Linked DNA regions of Homo sapiens: region 1 is linked to region 2. Evidence: read pairs that join two places in POLR2A ChIA-PET (ENCODE). Cell type or tissue: A673. All regions are shown on one strand. Each heading gives the region's core, and the rest is flanking DNA. Links, peaks and the distances in the headings are about the cores only.

Region 1 (10,793 bases), core at 4,086-6,585, 260 kb before region 2:
CCAACTCAGGATATTGGTAAATTGTACTCACAAAAGGCTCAGTGGGATTTTGCATAAAACATACCTTCCTTCTTTTCATCCTTCTTAGCTGCTGCTGAAGTAATGAAAATAGCGTTAAGGCATATGAAATGACCATTCCTCAGAATACTCCCCAGAATATGAGAATGTATTCCACATATTCATAAATTCAGTGGTCACCTATACACTAATCAATTCATCCAAATCTATGATAGGAGTGTAAGCAGAAAATATTACTTCATATAAAGATATTTGTAAACTCAGAAATAAGCATTAGCAAAAGAAGAAAAAAATATATGGAGTTACGTAGACAAGAAGTCAAATTTATATGTATATGCTTAGTGTAAATTCATTTTAGATTTTAAATTTTATATCTGAGGAAACCACAATCTCTTCTAGAAGGTCGTAAAATATAGGCTGTGACTGGATTAATCAAAAAAAGTGGAAGTGATATTCCAAAAATTATCTATGCTTAGCTACTGAGGAATTATATACTAGTCTGCAGTCTACATTTGCACTTATAATAACCATGTATAAAATGCCCAATTTCAGGAAGGGAAAATAAATATCCTACCCTCCTTTTAGCAAACTTATGCCTTCTTTTACATAGAGAAAAAGGTACAGAACACTTTAATCACCTTTGAATTCTGGCTTCCTCTGTGCTGATATTTATCCAATTCTGGACCATGAATCTAAATCTGGATCCACGTTGTTGCTTATGGGTATTACCAGAAATATTTGGGAGAGGTGCTCAACAGGCTTAGAATTGCTCCAAGCAATATGACCCCTGGTTCTGTGTAATGTTTATCCAGGAGCCAAAATCATTCAGGGGTATCTTAGGCCACATTAGTTGAATTTGAGATTGTGCATATTCCAGTATGGTAATCTCACCTCAGCGGGATAGAATGTTGGGGATCACTTAGAAACAACACTTAGAAAACACTTAGAAACAACTGCTATGGACATTTGCTCTGTGCTACAATTGCCAAAGCTCTTTCAGGTACATCCTCTTATTGGGTCTTCATCCTGACCTTGTTATAAAAGGCAGCCCAGAGCAGAAAATGAAGCCTCTGAAACATTAAAATAATTTGCAGAGTATAAGCAGCAGAATTGGCTCTAAAAATCAGGAATAAAAGACAGGAAGAAAATGTATTTTAATTTACCACAGGTTATTTTTCTCTATTTTCTAAATGTTATTGACGTGCTATTACTTTTGTAGTAGAAAAGTGAATTTACAAATAAGTTAATTCTACTTTGGGACATTTGTTTCTTTTTGATGTGGTTTTAACTAATAATACACAAAATGTATAGCAGATTTATATTTACAATGTTTTTAAGTTAAGAAATTGTTTATTCCAATGATATAATAAGGATAAAAACAAAGATAACACCGAAAATGAATTAAATGATATGGACATGGCCTGATGAATTTCAAAGCCATGAGGTTTAATTTTAGTAAGTCTCTGAGTTTGACTCAACAGACTTTGTTGTTGATTCTTTACATTGAAAATAAGAATTTCCTTCAAAAAATTTTACAATTTTCAAAATCATCCAATCATGATTTGGATGGATGGGTATGGGGAACTCTCTAAAGAAAGACAAAATGAAACAACATAAAATTACCCCCTCGAAGGAGCTCTGGTCAATGAATTGCTCTGAACGCTAAACTTCATCAATTTAACCATAAACACACATCTAAAGGGCAACCTGACAAAGGCCTTGACCAACGCCAAAAAGAGGGCTCAGAATGTGAATACATTTAGCAAAACTGTAGTTTCTTACAAATTCTACAGACAAGAAAGCCTCTGAAACTTAAATTCCTTCAAGATTAGTAAAATCTTGTTAAATTACAACAAATTTTTGGATTTCTAAAATAATACATGAAAAACAATCTGTACATATGCATATAGAGATGCAAGCATGCATGTATGCACATGTATCTTCTTTTTTCCCATTCTTATATATTTGATAGTTTCAGTTTCCAGTTTTCAGCGACAATGGAGATAGTTGAATGAAGGAATTTGACCTATTCCATCATAACTGATTCTGGTTTCTGTTGTTGCCCTGGATCCCTTGAAGGTGCATGGCTTTTATTTATTGCCAACTGGAAAGCCATGTTATCTACCAAGCTGGATTCCAGGCCCACAAGCTAATCAAAGCCAGGGTCTCGGGATTCAATTGTTTCTAGAACGGTTTTGTAGCTTGTGTTCCACGTGTCCTACTTCTGGTCCTCAAATTCAGCTTGCCTGGTTCTAATCTACTTAACTCTGTTATGGGATTGGATGACTCCTGAATTTACTGAGTAGACATGGTTCTCAATAACTGGGTTTTTGGTTTTCACATTGTAAAAAGACTGGAATGGCTAACATTCTAGTTTTGTTGATGTTGTTCTCTTTCTGTGTTCTTCCTATAGTATCCAGGAGATTCTTAATGTTTGCTTCAGGAATCCAGAAGAAAAAAGCCAGTGGAAATACACTAACACAGAGTGCACATACCCCATCTTTTAAGCCGAGTTCCATTACGGCATGTGTTCTCTCTTTGGCATTTTAATATCACTAGGTGTCTACCTCATCATTGCACCTAACTGATTAAAAAAATAATTCCCCATCTCTCTCCTTCCTTTCCAATTTGGGTCTATATCAATTTCTTCCAACAATTTTTTATGTAATACCTGTGAACTAGATTGATCCCCCATCTAAATTCTAATTGGCTCCAAAAAAATTATTGTCCAATTATTTTACTTTTGCTCAACATTCATCCACTGAAGAATGAATCATCTTTTCCCTTCAGCTAGTTTTTTCCCTTCAGCTAGTTTCTTCCCCTGAAACTTAATATTTTTAACAATTACCATCTCCTAATTACCCAGTTTCCAAAGCTCAGTATCATTTTTATTCTTTCCTTTGTTTCTTTTGATATACTCTATCAGATATTAGTTCTTCAAAATGTTAATGACATTTGTGCTTTTTTTCTTATGTCATTGCCACCATCCTAGTTGAGGTTATTGTCTCATGTCTTAATAGAAACAAAAGCCATTCCTTATATCTACCTAAATTTCTTAGATCTCCAAATTGGAATTTCCTGTAGTAGTGAGATATTTATTTTGTTGCCTCCTCAGTGTCTCAAAACTTTGTTAAAATAATTTCCTTAAATTATTTTAAAATTCCAAAGAATATATGCTAAATCTTAATAATAGTTATAAATAAATATGAACATATATACATACATATGTATGGAAAGCCAGATTTTTAATATGTCCTTTGTTGTAAAAGTTAAAAATAAATAAATGAACAGATCTAATCTAGCCTTTTACCATGCCACAAAGATCATGATCAATTTTGTCACTTTATACTTCAAAAAATCAGTCTACTATAGGATTATTGCCAATTTTAAGTTTTGTCTCCACGTGAAGTACTTGCAAATATTAATTATTTATATGCATAATTTAATTATATGCCTATGGCATTAAAATAAACATATCTAAGAAAGATCTATGGAGGATTTGCAAAGACGCGAATGATATGCAGTTCTGCTTTGATGTGTCCCTGCATTGGTGTGTCATTTTTATTTTAGTAAACGCATACACAGAATACCTCACTCTTGCCTTGTTCACTGTGCTTCATCAATCTTTTCATCCAATTTCCTTCCAAGGATAATTCTAACAAGACTTTGAAACTCTTGGTTACTATTTCCTCAAAAATAAATATTTTATTCCAAAATGATAAGCTCTAAGGTTGACTTGTCCAATGTAGTTTAAATCTTGAATGGTTAAATGTAGTTTAAAGAGCCCATGGCCTCAAGCTCAAATATGAATCAAATTTTCAGATATCTCTTCATTTTCCTCCTCATGAATGCCTCTAACATGAGGCTGAAGTAACTAACACAAAATTCTTGCCTCAAGTCGTAGTTCCACATCTACACTATGGTCCTCAGAAGTCTCAGTCAAACAGAATGAGCCTAAGGTGATTGTGGTTTTCTATGAAAACATATATACACTAATAGCAATGATTTCTTAAACTGGTAGTCATTGGCTTGAGGAACTCACCCTGACCTGCATTTTCATGTATTAAAAAACCAAAGGTAATAATATTTGTCCTGCCTTTCTATCGTTCATAATATTTACTATATTCCCTATCAGAACTTTCCTAAAGAAAAACAAGTTTTTCAATGTGAAAACTAAAAACTGGTATCATAGCTTTTAATCATTCTAGCTTATTTTGCTCACAGACAACATCCTCGAGTCAAATGGCATTTAACAAACCCATGTTACCAATATTTTCGGGGGTGATTCTGCATGTTGCTGGGTCCAAGATTAAATACAAGAGAAAAATTTTGCTCAGATGTAATACATTCGGTCATACATCATGTGATGTGCTAAGAAGTCTGCTATGAGAGCCTTCTACCCCTGAAAATTGTACCACCACCTATGTGCATCTCCTTTATTGCTTGATATTATATAATCTAGCATAGAAGAGATGATAAAGATCTTCTCCAGTAAACATTGTATCTTTTATTTTCTAAGTGTGTTCCATAAAGTTTTGCCACATAACAAAGGCAGAACACTTGAACCCTTCCCTCATGCTTTCATCAAATTAATCCTCATGGTGTGAGACGAAACCACTTTAGTTATCCTGAAGATATTTGTAAATGGTGAAATTAATTTTCTTAGATGGCTCATAAAAATAGGATAATTATTTTGTAGCCATATCTGGAACCCCATTTTTACAGTTTTGATGTTTATGAAGTAATATTGCTTTAATAACATTCTGATCTTCTCATGTAACATAAATTACAAGGTATACTGAAAATTATAGAAAAGTGTACATTATTTTATATCTGTATTTGTATTTCTTTATGCACATCAATGGATTATTTTTAAAAATATACATAAAGCTCAAATACTGAAACTTGGAGCCAAGACTAGTTCTTGGGTCCTTCAGCAGTTCCTCTGCAAATTTGGCATTACTCTCAGTCATGCTTGCTCCAATTACTAAATAAATACTTGAACTGTGTATTTTCATTCAACAATATTTTTTTTGCAATATCCCAGCAGATGGTGCTATTCTGCAATAAACAGCTTTTGCTTTTGTCAATAAAGTGCTATAGATGTTTAAAAAAAGGCAATGCTTTTTAAAGTGTTTTATTGCTTACCTTGTGCTGCAATTTTTACAGTCCCTTGTTTGGTTTCAGAAGCTTTTCCCGGCTCTTGGAATGAAAAAAACATAAATTACCATGAAGTATGATTTTGGAAAAATATATAAATAAAAAAGGGACAGGGGAGCACAAACACAAACGAGCATAAAAAGTGTTGCTTTTGACACGAAGAATTTTTGTTAAGACATAAACTTATTAGAGGAATTGCTGAGAATGGAGCTTACTGAAAGAAAAACATGACTGAAGCAATTTAAATCATAAGATAAAGATTCCAAACACTGTTTTGCCTCACTGTTAACTGGCCATGGAATATCACTTTGCATTTGTTGAGCATCTGAATTTGAAAATCTCAGAATTCTATTTAAATTATGTCTGTATTATCAGCCCTTTGAAATCGATGGCACATGTAGAACCAAATAAGATGACTTACTGAAGGTCCCTTAGTGACTAATGTGAGAATAAAGCCTGAAACAACCAATCCCAAGTTCAAGCCTTTGACTCTAAAATGCCCTTCCCTAAACTGCAGTGGCACCAATCACTATTAGTGTGGCCCTGGGCAAAATATATCCGAGAGAATGAGCAAGCTTCATTATGAATCTTTCTTCCCTCTTGTTCTAAGTTTTTTTTGCTATGTTTTTCTCCTTTGTTCAGAATTTTTCCTTTAAAGAAAAAGGATTTATTAAAAAAAAACTTATATGATAAACATTTAAATATACTTAATCAGAATGGGAAATAATGGGTAAATAAAAATTTCAAAAAATAACGGCTCACTTCACATTTGACTTAGTATGGTTTCTGATTGTCTTTACTGTTTTCAATTATTGAATTATTATTTAATAATGGAAAGTAAGATTGGGTCATTTGTTTTAGATATTCACTTTCATTCATTCATCCATCACATGTTTAGCAATAATTATGTGTGGACACGAAGTTAGGTGGATATGTAGTAGTTGATTCACATATATATTCAATCTTTCATTTAATTATTGTCAAATGTTGATTATAACTTGTTTAATGTTGATTTGATTTCTAATTCATGCTTTACCTCTTGTTGGTAAGATAATTATTCATTTATATATAAACATGATTATAAAAATGCTAATTTTATTTGTTGTTACATAAAATAAATATTACTTGATTCATAAATAATTCTAATTACTATAGCTATTTATTCAGAGAAAATATCTTTTGCCAAAACTGAATTCAGTCTACCCTTGATATTTACATAATTAATTTTTTTTCTGGAGGAAAACTGCATGCATGCTAGTACCATCTTTGTCAAACCTAGACTAAATGGTCTCAATTAGTAATTATATATAACTGACATTTAGTAGACAAGTATTAAATAATTGTTGACTAAAACAAATGGAAGAAAAGAAGAAAATAATATGCCCAAAAATTTCAACAAATGAGCACCATTCTGCTCAGATGTTTTACTTCTTGGAGATCTCAAAATATTAGAAAATTATACTGCAATTTGTAATTAAATTTTAAAGAAAAAGATTTTAAAATATCAGTATGTAAAGTACCTTAGAATTTGTAGAAATATTTGCAAAAATTTGCAGCCAATTTTCCTCTTATCTTCTCCTTTTTCTTTATATCCTCTTAAATCACTGATCCTAAACAACCTCATCACACCTAAGATTCTATTAGAGCACGGAGGTCACACACACCTGCAAATTATGTAGTGCTTTTCCTAGGGCCTTATCACTTCTCCCACAGACTGTTTGGTTTCTCTGTCAGCTGCTTTCTCCCTCAGCGGTCAGGTTCAGAAACATGCCCCTGAGTGCTGAGTTTTCCCATTTGAGTGTCCCAACAGGCTGGTCATCTCTCAATGGGGTTTACCTCTTTAATAACCTTAGCCTGTCCTGGGTTGGGCTGTGTGCACATAGATTGGGCATGTTTTAGGGTTCCTTATCTATGGGCTCTTCTTTCTACTAAGACTTAGTTCCCTCCCTAAGCCTTCCCTGCCCCTCATTGTCCCGCGTCCAACACATGCCAAAGAAAACAGTCCACAAATGCACACTGATGCATTGAAGATACTGTTTCCAGGTAAAAGTGTATTTTAAAGAGGTCATTCTACAATGTCTACCTGCAAAAGAAAGATTTCAATGGAGGAAAATCTCGGGATCATAGCAGTATCATGTTTGTCCCTCATAACTCCATCTATTCCTTCTCTGATTTTAAGCTTTAAAGTTCATTTATGAGGTTGGTGCAAATGCAATTGCAGTTGCACGAACCTCAATTGCGTTTTCACCCGTCTAAAATATTAGTTCACAAACTACTACATGATCTACATCTCAATAGAAATTAACAGTTTAAAACCAAATGCCTTTTCAGTAAGTCTGCCAGCTTGCATCCAACCAACAAAAATATCATCCTTGAAACTATTGAGGACACATGCAAAGAAGATCAGATTTGACATCTGCTCTTGCACAGCATTTCCATTTTCAAAATTGCATGACATTAGGGGAGGAATCGACCCTGAGTCCATACATGTACAACACAAGAAGGCTGCACCAAATATTGTACTACTGAAAACACATTAATCCAGACAGACAAATTTTCATTATAAATAATTTTTCTGTCTCCTTTTGATTTCTGCCAACTACAAAAGAAACTACATTTTTGTTAGGGAAAATTCTAAACCTATACAAAAATAAAAAAGACAGGATAATGAGCCCACCGTTTCCAACACCTACTACAGTATTTCATCTGTACTGCCTCCACTACACATATTCTAATGAAAATTTCATCATATCAAATGATTTTATCTTGTCATAGTTTTGTTTATAGCTGTGTTTTTGGAAATAAAGTACAATGACTTAAATAAAAAACAGATGACCATAACAATATTCAACTAAAGATTATAGTAATTCTGAAATTGATAAATAGTATTTTGGACTTTTAAATCAGAGACAGGATGGACCTAGATTAAAATGTCAGCATAATTCACTTGGGGGTGTTTTTTCAGGAAATTATCAGAGAAGTTAGTATTTGTAGATCCCTGAAACATGCGGTATTTATATAAACAAATTGTCATGAATCAGATGAGCCAAATGTTTCAATGTCTTCTGATTCCACAGATATGGAACAACCTGATTTACAAAACTGAAAAGATATCATTAGTCTGCAAACATTTTGTTAAAGAGCCAATTTTTGCACAGAGATTTAAATATTAGTTTAATACGATTAACTTTTCATTTCTAGGACACTGTTTATATTTTGACTTCATTTAATGTAAAGTGCAAATCCATTACATTTTCAAAAATAGGTTTCACATAACTTTAGTGGCAAATGGACTGCTACACTGTCAGCAGCCAGAATTGGTCTTTGGCTAATGGACAGCAGGTAAAGAATAATAGTATTGCTGAGAAACCTACCCACATCTTACATGTTTTTGAGCATTCTCCCATCTCTGAAAAAAAAAACAGTGTATTTATTATGTTTTAATTTTAGAATAAGTTGGTAGAGATCAATTATTACTTCAAAAGAGACAATAAACAATGTTATTCAAATACCTGAATAACATGTAAGTCTCTTACTTATAGTAACAACAAAATAAATAAGAAAGACTCCCCCCATCTGCAGTGAAGTGGCTGGCCATTAGAGAGAGGAACTGACAGGGGCAGGAGAATGAGTAGCAGCAGATGGTAAAGCAGGTAGTGGGCTCCTACCACACAGACTTTATCCTGGTTATTGACAATACCCAGCCCACTGACCTCCACAGTACAGATTTCCATTTCAATGTGAAATCATATAATTATTTACTCGTACAACTTCCCTTCCTACTACCCTATAAATTCTCTGAGATCACTGATTGATTGTCACTTATTCAACTTTATAACTCCAGACCCAACAAACTGCTGGAAAAATTGTCTCTATGAAACAGTAAGAAATGGCACAGAATATCTAACTATAAAAATGAAAAAAAATCCAATTGACTGCTTTGAAATGGAACATTAAGCTCAGGGATCTATTTCACTTTTAAGATGACGCAAAATCTCTTTTTCTCTTTGATCACTGATTATGTGTTATTCAGAAAGTGTATTAACTCTAAATTTTAGAACTAGATTTTTAGTAGAATATATGGTAACCCACATTGCAATTGGGAATTTTGTAAAATTAACTAATTTAGACAAATTTGCAAATTTTTAATTAATTTGCATGGATTTTGTTAAAAGAATAGGAGGAGAAACAAACAACAAAAAATGAAAATATTGGAATTCTACTTAAGAGCATGTTTGAGATAAACATTTTTTCAGGATTCAAATTATGAATCAAATTTATTTTATTAATCTTCCAAAGAAATGAAAACAGCTTTAAAGCTGTCTCTTGCTACTTCATCAATATTACAAGGAACTTAGACTGTTCTTATTTTCTTTTATTTCTTTTTGAAATGGTGTCTCACTCCGTCGCCCAGGCTGGCGTGCAGTGGCACGATCTTGGCTCACTGCAACCTCCGCCTCCGGAGTTCAGGCAATTCTCCTGCCTCAGCCTCCTGAGTAGCCGGGATTACAGGCGTCCGCCACTGCGCCCAGCTAATTTTTTTCTATTTTCAGTAAAGTCAGGGTTTCACCATGTTGGTCAGGCTGGTCTCGAACTGCTGACCTCGTGATTCACCTGCCTCGGCCTCCCAAAGTGCTAGGATTACAGGTGTGAGCCACCGTGCCTGGCCGACCGTTCTTATTTTCTTAGGTAAGAAAACTAAATATAGAAAAGTTGAATGGCTTTTCCACAGATCAGGAGTTAAATTCATGTTTATTAATTCAGCAGCTAAAATTTGACCCAGCATTATAAAACCTTGACCCCTCAAAATATATACATCCTTTATTTTTTGCATAAGATAGTGGAAACTAATGACAAATTATCTTGCAGTCCAAAGAGCTGCTAAATCAAATTCTAAGTTATTGTTTTCTATTCTTATAAAATCCAGTATTATTTTTAGATATAGATAGTACCAAAATAGAGAAAGGTTAACATTTAAGCTAAAAGTTGCTACATACTTGAAAGCTCTAGGCTAAGCCTCTTGTACTTATAACTCCAGGAAAGCATATTTCATGGGCATTGCTTCATTTCAGTATGATAATTACCCTATTGAGATGAAATTAATCATGAAGCAGCCTTTGGCCATCCTGTGTGACCAAGGGGACTGAAGCCTGAAAGAAGGGCCTATTTGCAGCCAGATATGCAAATTGCAAAAGGTGCACAATGCAGAAATATGAATAATGTATCAAAATAATCTGTTATTGCTAGAGGTTAAAAATCTAAATAAGTTGGCAAAATGATTTACAATAGTTAACATAATTTTGCTAGATTTTTTCCCCCAGAAAATCTTCACCTCATCAAGCCATGTATTTTTGTTTTGGAATCTAAGTAGCTTTTACCTTAATAACTTAGCATTATAGTGTTTAATTCAGAAAAAATTTGATTATTTCACGGCTACTAAAATAATCTATATTTTAATCTAAAAAAGACTATCGCTTCCATTTAACTCATCTAAGTATTTCTTAATTTGAAAAAAGAAAGAATTTGGATGCTTTTACTACATGTAGGTCAAAATCTACCTATAGATGTTACACATAAAATCAGCTTTTTCCAAAAATTAAGCATAGGAAAACAGA
Region 2 (10,793 bases), core at 4,203-6,702:
ATCAAATAAAAGGACAAAATAGAATCAGAAAGATACAGCAATATAAAATATTTGAACACCATAAACACCATAATTGGATATGTACCCTACAGTCTACTCAAAGCTACAGAAGAAACATTCTTTTTAAAATGAGACATAATATTAAAAATTGATTATATGCGAAACTATATATAAAACAAATCTCAAAATATTTCAGAGTACTAAAACAATACAGAATATATTATCTGGTCACTAAACAGTTAAGTTAGCAACAGCAAAAGATAACTAGAAATCAATACAGTTTACGTATATGACCACACCAAGTCTCATGTTGAATTGTTATCCCCAGTATTGGAAGTGGGGCCTGGTGGGAGGTGATGAGATCATAGGGGTGGATTTCCCTTGAATGGCTGAGTACCATCCCCTTGGTGCTGTGTTCATGATACTGAGTGAGTTCTCATGAGATCTGGTCATTTAAAATTGTGTGGCAAACCCCACCCCCAACTTTTTCTCTCTTGCTCCTGCTTTCACCTTGTGATGTGCCTGCTTCCACTTCACCTTCTGCCATGAGTAAAAGCCTCCCGAGGTCTCCCCAGAAACCAAGCAGACACTAGTACCACATTTGTATAGCCTACAGGATCATGAGCCAATTAAACCTCTTTTCTTTATAAATTACCCAGTCTCAGGTACTTCTTATAACAATGCAAGAACAAACTAGTACACAAAACTTTAGAAAAATATAAATTATAAAAGCTAACAAAAGAAGATCTAGAAACTATAGATATCTGGAAAAAATAAATTTAAATCCATAATTTTAAATTTTCTCAAAGAAAAAACTCCAGACCCAGATACCTTCACTTGTAAATCCTACTAAATATTTAAGAAAAAATGAATGCAAGTTTTAACACAAAATCTTCTAGAGACTAGATAACAAATCATTACTCTAAAATATGTTTTAACAGTTCATAATAACCTCAATAAAAAACTAGAAATAATAATCACAAGAAAAAAATTGCAAGTCAGCCAGCCTCTTTATACGTATAGATGCAGAAGTCCTAAGCAAAAAAAAAAAAAATAGAAAACTACCCCAGAATATATAATAAGATGCTGCATCCATGTCTAATTTGGGTTTACCCCAGGCATATGTTTGGCTTAACATTAGAAAATCATTAATATAATTTATCATATTAACCAAATAAGGGAGAAAACTCATATGACCATCTCAACAAATGTACAAAAATTTTTTGATATAAGAAAATATTATTTGATGTATGTATGCATGTTTAAAAACATTAAGGACCTTTCTTAATCTGACAAATGGCCCTTACACCAATGTTATAGCAAAGAACTCATCTGATTATTAAATGTCAAAAGCTTTCCTTGTGAACCTGGGAACATAACAGACTTTTCTAACCAACATGTCGTGAAGATGATGGTCTTATTGTAATAAGGAAATAATAATATGTCGAAAGATTTGAAAGGAAGAAATCCAAATGTCACAAATACAGTTGACATGATTATGTATATAGAAAATACAAAGTAATTTCCTGATACACTATTAAATTTAAAAAATTAGTTTAACAGGTAAAAGCTGATAAAACATTTTCAGAAAACCAGCACTAATACTAATTCCACTCTCAAGCACGTACCTAATATAAATGCAAGCACATATACCACACGTGCCCGAGAGACTTATTCAAGAGTGGTCCTAGTAGTATTGCTAATAATAGCCAAACATTGAAAACAAATTCAAAATTAATCAATGGTAGAATGAATAAGTTGTGGTGTATTGATACACTGAATTACTATTCAGCAAGGAAATTAAATGAACTACAGCTATAACAACTTATGTAAATCTCACAACCTAATTTTAAATAAAATAAAGAGACATAAAAGAATACATATTGTATGTGCATCTCTCTATTTGTATCATTTTTTTAAATAGACCAGGTAAGATAATATTTGAGAACACATACTTAGATAGACAGCAATCAAATAAGTCGTGGGAACAATTACCAGAAATGTTAGGATACAAGTCAACCTTTCAGAAGGAGAAATGGATCTTTATTGGGAGGGTGCATGAGATGCTGGCAATGTTTCTTTCTTGATCTAGGTGGTGGTTACACGTGCATTTACTTGCTTTGTATTAAAACTTCAAGATGTATACCTTTATTAAAATCTATTTTCTACATGCCCTATCTATTTTACAGTTGAAATGATCAGAACAAAAAAAAAACACTTTTTTGTTTTCAAATTTGACCAGGAACATCAAGAAAGCCAGTAATTGTAATAATATAGGAAATAGGGCAAGGATTAGTATGAAAGGAGCAAGACACTTACCTCTGGTGTAAAATGTAAGGGAGAGACAAAAAACTCAGTAATCAGACAAAATAATATTTTAATGGAATATTTTAAAATATTACAATAAACAAAATTCAAAAGGATCAGTAACAAAGCACAAATATGAAGACAGGATTAATATAGACCAGGCATGTTTTAAGTGATTTACATGTATTAATTGATTTAATCTTTGTGAGAACCCTATGAGGTAGGGTTCATTATTCCCCATTTTGCTAATAAAGAACCTGTGGCACAAAGGAAAGCAGTTAGTGTCTCAAGGTCACCCAGCTGGTCCATGGCAAAGCCTCAGTGCAGACCCAAGCCATTGAATCCAGAGACCATGCTCTTACGCACGACAATCCACCTACCCATTTGCAAGAGTACCCAATGCAGTCAGGTCGTAACAGCCAGTAGTCTCCTTTAATATTTCTCTCATTCTGTCCAAATCATATACTAATATTTGCAATAGATTATTGTGTTGGGAGGTGAGAAAAAATTGAAGGAAATCTTTATGAAGCCTCTCTTGTCTTGAGTAAGTCTGATTCCCATGGTGTGAGATATGGCAAGCAGCCAAGAGCATCTCTTAGAGTTCTCCAAGTCCTGCTGCCCTAGGACCCCTGTAAGAGTTGTTCAGAAAAGGTAATATTTGAAAAATATAGGTGAACAAAAAGTACAAATGTATAGCTATTAATTTGAAAACTATACCACAGTGTATTGGTGTATTTTAAAAGCAGCATAGAAAACTATGAAAAATTTGATGGCTTTTTTAATAAGGATGAGGGCCTGGGAAGAGAGTACGTAGCCTCAGTTTAACCTACCTTCGGATATACCAAGTTATTAATCAAACAACATCATTAATCTCTTGTCTTCTGTTAAAATAAGCTCAGTTTAGGCCAGAAAAAAAAGTCAGAGAATCAGTTTGATAAAAATGCAAAAAGCAGCTTAAATTTCAAAGGTGGCTCAAAAATGAATGGCTCTTAATTTCCCCAAGGTGAAACAGTATGCTTGGAGAACACAGAAAGAAACAGGGGGGAAAATTAGGGAACTAAATAATTCCAATACATATTAATGAGAGGCGCTTTTCAGGCAGAGTTTTGTGTGTAGAAACGAAATAGAATTTGTGAGAAGGTAAATTTCAATAAACAGTTATTTATAGATATACGAAATGAGTTCAGCTGAATTTCAGTCCTTCTTAAACTATGAAAATGTCCATTTTCTTCAAACAAGTCGAACTTTTCAGAAACAGGGCTTGCTATAGGCTGCCGATATATCTCACTAGAAGGTGAAAAATCCCATTAAACAACCGCTTTTTAAAATCTTTCCTAAATAGCTACCTTGATGGTTTCACAGAACTATATAACTCTTAGTGTATTTCCTGAATCTTAAAAACTGTCTTTAAGTTTTTCCCCTTCTTAATTTCTGTCTTTTTGTCAAACTGTGGCATAAAATATCACTTTTTAAAAATGAGAATTCTGTTTCAGGAAAGCTCTGTAGACAACGATTGTAACAGAACTGAGAAAGTGAAACCAAAAAGTGGAAATACAACTCTAGTGCCCTGAGGAAGATGGTGAATGAGTTAAGGTAAGACCCAGAGTATCGATCACAGTAGGAAAACTTAGAACTAAATGTTTTAAAGTGCCATTGTGAGAAAGTTACAGTTTTCCCTTCTAAGCTTCAATTAGCAACCTGTGAAGTAAATTTCTCTGAGGCTCATTTTGAAAATTTTAGAATGAAAACTAGTAGTAGACAAAATGTCAGGCCCAAAACTTTAGAATAATCTTTGTGATACTCAGTCGAGTCTCAAAGCCTTTCAATTCATCTCCTTCTCATTATTTTTTATAACAAAAGGAGTTATTTTTGACTGTTAGTGTTTCCATGCAACCATCTTTGACTGTTAATGTCAGAGATGGATCTGTCAGAGCTGTCAATATTCTCTGTGTTTGGGATTTCAGCCTTTCATCTGAACATAAATGTAGAGCTCTTGTATTTTGCAGTTTTGTTTTTTAGTGAGCATGAATGCAAAAGAAACTGAACTTAGAATGGCAGCTACAACTCTTCTGACAAAAAAAAAAAAAAAAAAAGATAATGCAAAAAGGACCAATTTTTAAAAAAGGGAAAATGTTTGGGGCATTAGAGGTTTTGTGACTCTTGCAATATGTTTCTCTTTTCTGAATTGTTGCTCATTACTGTCAATCACCACTCTATCCTAGAACTCTAGATCCTGTCATTTGAATTTCCAAATGTAAATGAAAAAATACATGCCTTTTCAATCCAAGTGAACTTCTTCAAGTTTACTTTAATAAAGGGTTTGTTGTTGTTTGTATGTTTTCTGCATAAGGATCTGAGTAAACATAAGCAATACAGAGTTTTCGTCTAGTCAGTCAGGGTTAGAGGAATGAAAGCTCAAATGTTCCAAGAAGATCTGATTATTTGTCCCAAATGTCAGAATATTGCAGTGAGCTGTGCACCACTCTTTCAGGGAAATGAATGATGGACACTGGGGAATATAAATTGACCCTATGAAGAGTTAATAATTGTGTAGAGAGAACATTAAAATTCTCCATTCTACCTCCATAAATTTTCCTTCCTTCAACAAACAGTAATTGAGTCCTACTCAGGTACTGTGCACCTGGGGATGTAATAGTGAACAAGTTACAACCGTAGCTCTAAAAAGATTATGGACAAGTAAGGAGAACCAGACTAACACTGGGGAAACAAAGTGAGGTTTCCAATGCCACTACCCTTGTTTGCCCCTAGAAGACAGGGAGTCTATTAACATAATGATGCAGCAGAGTCCATTTTTGAAAGGCAACCAGAAATTGCAAGCTTTGTGTTTTAGCTATTTCATTTTTAAGGTTCTGAAAGACCCTGTGCATCACCCATGCATTGACTATATGGGAGATGTTTGTTTGTGAGAACACGTGAGTCCCCTCATCTCACCAAAACAAATGAACCAGTGATCAAACTAGATCACTGTCCTGTTCAAACTCTCCATGACTTCCCACTACAACCAGAATAATATCCAATCTCCTGCTATGCCTATAAGGCCTTGCACGACATGGCCCTGAATACCTCTCTGATCTCCTTTTTATCTCTACAACTAATGCTGCTATGACAAGACCCTCGTTTCTGCCTGTGCCAAGCTTGATCTCAAGTCAAGACATTAGTATGTTCCTTTGGCTTGAAATTATCTACCTGCAGATGATTGCATGGCTGTCTTCTCACCATTCAGGTCAATTCACAATTGCCAAAACAGTGACCTCTTCTTGCCCCTTTCTCCCCTTCAGCCCCTCAACTTAGTTAATCTGCCAGAGTTTCTTGTTTGACTGTTTTTAGCATTTACCTGCAGTCTCAAATTATGTATGTGTTTGTGTGTTTACTGAATGTCTTATAATCCTGTAGGCCTTCCAACGTTTTCATCTCCCTATTCCTAGAATCTAAAGTATTGCCTGGCATCATAATAGGTCCTCAAAAAAATATTTGCTGACTGATGCACTGACTTGTTTCAAAGATTTTCAGAAATATTCATGGGAGAATGGGCAATAGAGTTTCGTGGGTACAAGATGTGGGCAAAAACAGAAAATGTGCATTACTGTCAATATGAAGTTAATTTGTATGTACAGACTACAGAAACTATTCGTATAAGATATATGCATTTCAATATAAGTGCTATAAAGGAAATAAGTCAGAATTTGAGAGGGAAGAAATACCCAGGAAGTAGTGATATTTGAGCAGAGAGCTCAAGGATAATAGGATATAGCTAGTTTCTAGAAGAATGGGAGATGAATGGATAAAGGTGTTCAAAAAATCAAAACCCAAAGAGGTTTAAACTCTACCAAAAAAAAAAAAAACTAGGCCAGGTGCAGTGGCTCACACCTGTAATCCCAGCACTTTGGGAGGCCGAGGCAGGCGGATCACCTGAGGTCAGGAGTTCAAGACCAGCCTTGCCAACATGGTGAAACCTCATCTGTACTAAAAATACAAAAATTAGCTGGGCATGGTGGCAGGCGCCTGTAATCCCAGTCATTCAGGAGGCTGAGGCTGGAGAATCACTTGAACCTGGGAGGCAGAGATTGCAGTAAGCCAAGATCGCACCATTGCACTCCAGCCTGGGTAACAAGAGTGAGACTTCATCTCAAAAAAAGAAAAAAAAAGGAGAGACTTTGAAAAGTGTGAAATGAAAGTAACACTAACATATTTGTATTATAGATAAATAAATAAGTTGAGACTAAAACCAGGGAACTGAATTAGAGAGCTGCTAAAGAAATCCAGGAGAGAGAGGTGATGGTGTTCTTAAACTTGAGTAGATCCACAGGGGAAGAATGGAATTGGATAAATAAAAAGACTGAGACATGATATAGACTCAACAAGACTTGGCTAATTAGTTGGGGGCATAAATAAAGGGTGTATTTTTTTATCTAATTTTCCTTATTAGGCATTTAGATGCATGGTGTCTCCAGTCAATGACATAGATGATTTTGGAGGAGATTTCAGGTTTCAGTGGACGAGATGATGTTCTTATTGAGCTTAAGTTATTAGAGGAGCAGCTAGGTGGAAATATCCAGGAGGCTGTTGGAAATACATGCCTAGGAGGATACATTTGTGCATCATCAGGATATAGATGACAAGTCATGGGAGTGAATGAGGTCAGGCAGTAATAGAACACAAAGGGAGAAGAAAATAAAACCTCAGCTGAAACCCTGTGAAACACCAATTTGTAACACATAAAAAGAAACCAGCTATCACATTTACTTAGAGCAGCCAGAAAGATAGGAGAAAAACTAAGTGTGAAAGCAACCAGAACAAACAAAAGAGAACATTTCAGTAAGAATAACAATTCAACAGTGTCAAGTACTAGGGGAAAAAAATCAAATTAGATTAGGTTTCCAACATGCCCATGAGATTTAGTGAAGTTTCTGATTACAATCACAAGAAGCTTTTATTGCAGTGGTGGTGAAGGTGGGTTTCAGATTGCAGAAATCTAAACAGGAAATGGAAGGCGAGATATGGTCATAATGATTGGAGATACATTTTAAAGAAATGTAGCCACTGGTGGGAGAATAATGAAAGATTGGAGCAGAGAGGTGAGGAAATATTGAGGTTATGATTGAAAGTAATGGAGAATGCATAAATGAAGACGGGAAAGAGCCAATAAGGAGGGTGGTCATGAAACTACAAGAAAAACAAGAGATAATTAATGAGCAAGATTGCTGAGGAAGTAGGAGGAATGATTGTATAAGACTGAGATAGATAAATTATAAGAAGGGACACTTCTTCCCATGAGAGGATTATAATAGGAAGAATATATGTAGAACAAGTAAATTATGTATATGTGGAATAGGAGAGACAAATAACAAGGAAAATGCAGGGAGAATGACAGATGGTATTGATGATAAGAATTTTTCAAGGCACAGTAAGTCTGTGATTTCCTTCAGCAGTGCTCAACTGCTCAATTATAGAAATGAAAAGGTGGTAGTTATATTGGTCAAGATTTGGGGGGCTGTTGGGTATTCAAGTGAAAAAGTAATATAGCAATAGAGTTAAGCTGTTTTGAAACTGTGAACATATGATCTAATATGAACAGGAAATAAAGATAAGAGGTGTTCACAGCCCAGCTGGTAGAATTCCTAAGAGCTGAATATTCTGACATATTTTCCTCTCATTCTCTTTTTAACTGATTCCAATAAGACTTTGTCTCAAACACACCATAGAAATGGTACCTGTGAAGAGTATTCATAATTTCCATCATGCCACATACCAATGAAGAATTCTCAATCTTCATCTTCCTTGACCCTCAGTAGCAAGATCAAGAAGAGACAGGGGATCACTTCCTTTCTTGAAACTTTTTCTTTACTTGGGTTCCTGACAACCATTTATCTTCGATTTACTCCTACCTTCCAAGCCACTCCTTGGTCTTGCTCTCCTGTTCTATCTCCTCTTTCTGAATCATAATTTTGGAAGCACCTAGCACTGAATCATTGAGCCTTTTTCCTTATTCCCTAAGTGATCTCATCCAACTTCAAGGCTTTAAATATCATCTATTTTCTGATAGCTTCAACATCAATCTCTTCTGTTCCTACTCTCCCACCACTTAACATCTCCATTTGGATGTCCAAAAAACAGCTCACACTTCAATTATGTAAAACAAATTTTTCATTCTTACCACCAACCCCATTCTTCCTTCAATTGTTTCCACTTAATAAATGTCATGCCAATTACCAAGTTATTCTGACTAAAAACTTAGCAGTCACCTTTGATTCCTCTCCTTCTCTCACTTCTTATATCTAAGCCATCATCATATAATATTGAAATGGGAGAGTTCCCTTATCCCCCTCACATGGTGTGCAACAGAGGTGTGGCTGCCCGCTGCTCAAACCCCTAGGGGAAGCATGCAGATGGGTGGGTGCAGAGGTCATGGGGACAGCTTTTAGGTGTCTAGGGCTGAGTGTTTACAACTCCCGAAGCCCAAGTGGGCATGTGTTACAGTGTGCTCTTTCAGCTTGGCTGTCTGCAGATGGCTCGTGTTAGCTCAATTGGACGCTCTTCCTATTACAAGGGCAGAGGGCTTTCTGTATCCCAAGTTCTTGTCCAGCGTACTGGAAAAATCAGATCACACGTGGGCTTGGAGGATGAGTGCAAGGTTTTATTGAGTGGTGGAGGTGGCTCCCAGTGAGATGGATGGGGAACAAGAAGGGAGATGAAGTGGGAAAGTGGTCTTGTTCTGGAGTCTGGCCACCCAGAGGCTGGACTCTCCTCCACCCATTCCTGGTCAAACTCACCTTGGCATCCACATCATTCTGTCATTGATGTTCTGCCAGTGTCTGCTGGTCTGTTCCTCTCAACATCCATCTGCTTGTGTCTGCGCCTGCTAGGTCACAGGTTTTTATGGGCACAAGATGAGGGGTGTGGCAAGCCAGAGTGGTCTTGGAAAAATGCACCATTTAGGTGTGAAAACAGGAGTGCCCATTCTCACTTAGGTCTGTGGCCACAGGCCCGAGGGTGGAGCCCTCACCATGGATCCCACCCTTCTCTACCCAGCACTTCCCTGCCCCCCTCCCATATTAATATGGTCTTGCCAATAACCTGGATCTGTATCCAGAATTCTACTTCTCACCACCTCCACTATTAATATCCTAGTATGAGTCATGATCTTTCTCTCCCTAGTATTGCCCAAAAAACCTCTTAAGTGATTGCTCTCTTTCATTTTTGTCCCCCTTACAGTCATTTCTCTACATAGCTGCTTGTGATTTTTGTTTGTTTGTTTGTTTTTTATAGAGACAGTGTCTTGCTCTGTCACCCAGGCTGGAGTGCAGTGTCACAATCTCAGCTCACTGCAACCTCTGCCTCCCAGGTTCAAGCAATTCTCCTGCCTTAGCCTCCCAGGTGGCTGGGACTATAGGTGCATGCTGCCACACCCAGCTAATTTTTTGTATTTTAGTAGTGATAGGGTTTCACCATGTTGCCCAGGCTTTTCTGGAACTCCTGAGCTCAGGCAGTCCACTCACCTCAGCTTCCCAAAGTGCTAGGATTACAGGCATGAGCCACCGTGCCCGGCTGCTGTGATCTTTTAGAAACAGAAATTTGATTACATATATTTCCTGCTCAGAGTATTTCAAAGGCTTCCGATGTACTTATTTAAAAATCCAAATTTCATGGATTTAAAGATCTACTAAAATTTTATCATTAAACACCTATTGACTTTATCTTCCACGACTGCTCTTCCTTCATTCACCCCATGTTTACTGTACCAAACAAACTGTTATTTCTCTAACTTGTCTCTACTTTTAAGTCTTTACACTTGTTGTTTCCACTACCTGGTATGTTCTGTTCTCAGTTATTAATATAATTTCTTTAATCCCTTATTCAGATCTTAAATGTCAATGAATTTCCCCCTTTCACTCAAAATGATAGATTGAATAATTGGTCACAACTCTTCACTCTTCTGCATTAGTTTTATATAAATCCAACCTTTCATGGCCTTATGCACATGTAGGTGGCATGTATTTCTCTGACCCTTGATTTGGGGCCAAGCCCTGTCTGTGACTTGCTTTAACCAATCGGGTATTAGCAGACCTGACAAAACCAAGGCTCAAAATGTGATTACCCAATTTGTCTTTCCCTCTTATTCTGATCTTTTGCCATGAAAAGAACATGCATGAGTGGCTACTGACTTAAATGGGCTGAAGAAACAGGTGGAAAGGAATTGAACTCAACCTGTAGCATGGAGCCAAGTCAAGGGAAGCCCAGCCTAAATCAAACTTTAGCCAGCCTGCAGATAGGTGTGTTGTACTGAAATTTTGAAGTTACTTTATTTTGCAGCAATATTGTGTCAAGAGCTAATTATTACACTCTTTTTAAAAGAGCCATATATATTCCATCACTTTTTATTCTTTTTCAGCTAAATTTTTGATATCATTCATTCCTACCCAACATTAAAATATGCTTCTTTAGTTTTTCTCCCTCTCTAAAATATT

The links. ChIA-PET counts read pairs that join two places held together with the same protein. Peaks named below come from ENCODE experiments on the same cell type or tissue, not always from the same donor. Only the 100,000 strongest peaks of a DNase experiment are listed, where the experiment ranks them.
Region 1: POLR2A ChIA-PET joins it to region 2 with 9 read pairs; 2 of 35 experiments call an interaction of 5 or more read pairs at or near these places.

The regions. Positions count from the first base shown.
Region 1 is chr6:123,388,458-123,399,250 of GRCh38, forward strand. TRDN (triadin) reads right to left here. Exons shown (of 41, transcript NM_006073.4): 13 at 5,167-5,220; 14 at 65-94. Among named protein-coding and RNA genes, the nearest start is that of TRDN-AS1, 46 kb to the right of the region's middle. In A673, for the core only: a CTCF peak has its summit at 5,090 (motif pointing right); a DNase peak (open chromatin) is centred at 5,084; H3K27ac peaks cover 572 bases.
Region 2 is chr6:123,651,859-123,662,651 of GRCh38, forward strand. It overlaps LOC105377981 (a long non-coding RNA gene), which reads left to right. Exons shown (of 3, transcript XR_942943.3): 2 at 3,801-3,900. Among named protein-coding and RNA genes, the nearest start is that of TRDN, 20 kb to the left of the region's middle. In A673, for the core only: no CTCF peak of the experiment used is centred there; no DNase peak of the experiment used is centred there; H3K4me3 peaks cover 58 bases.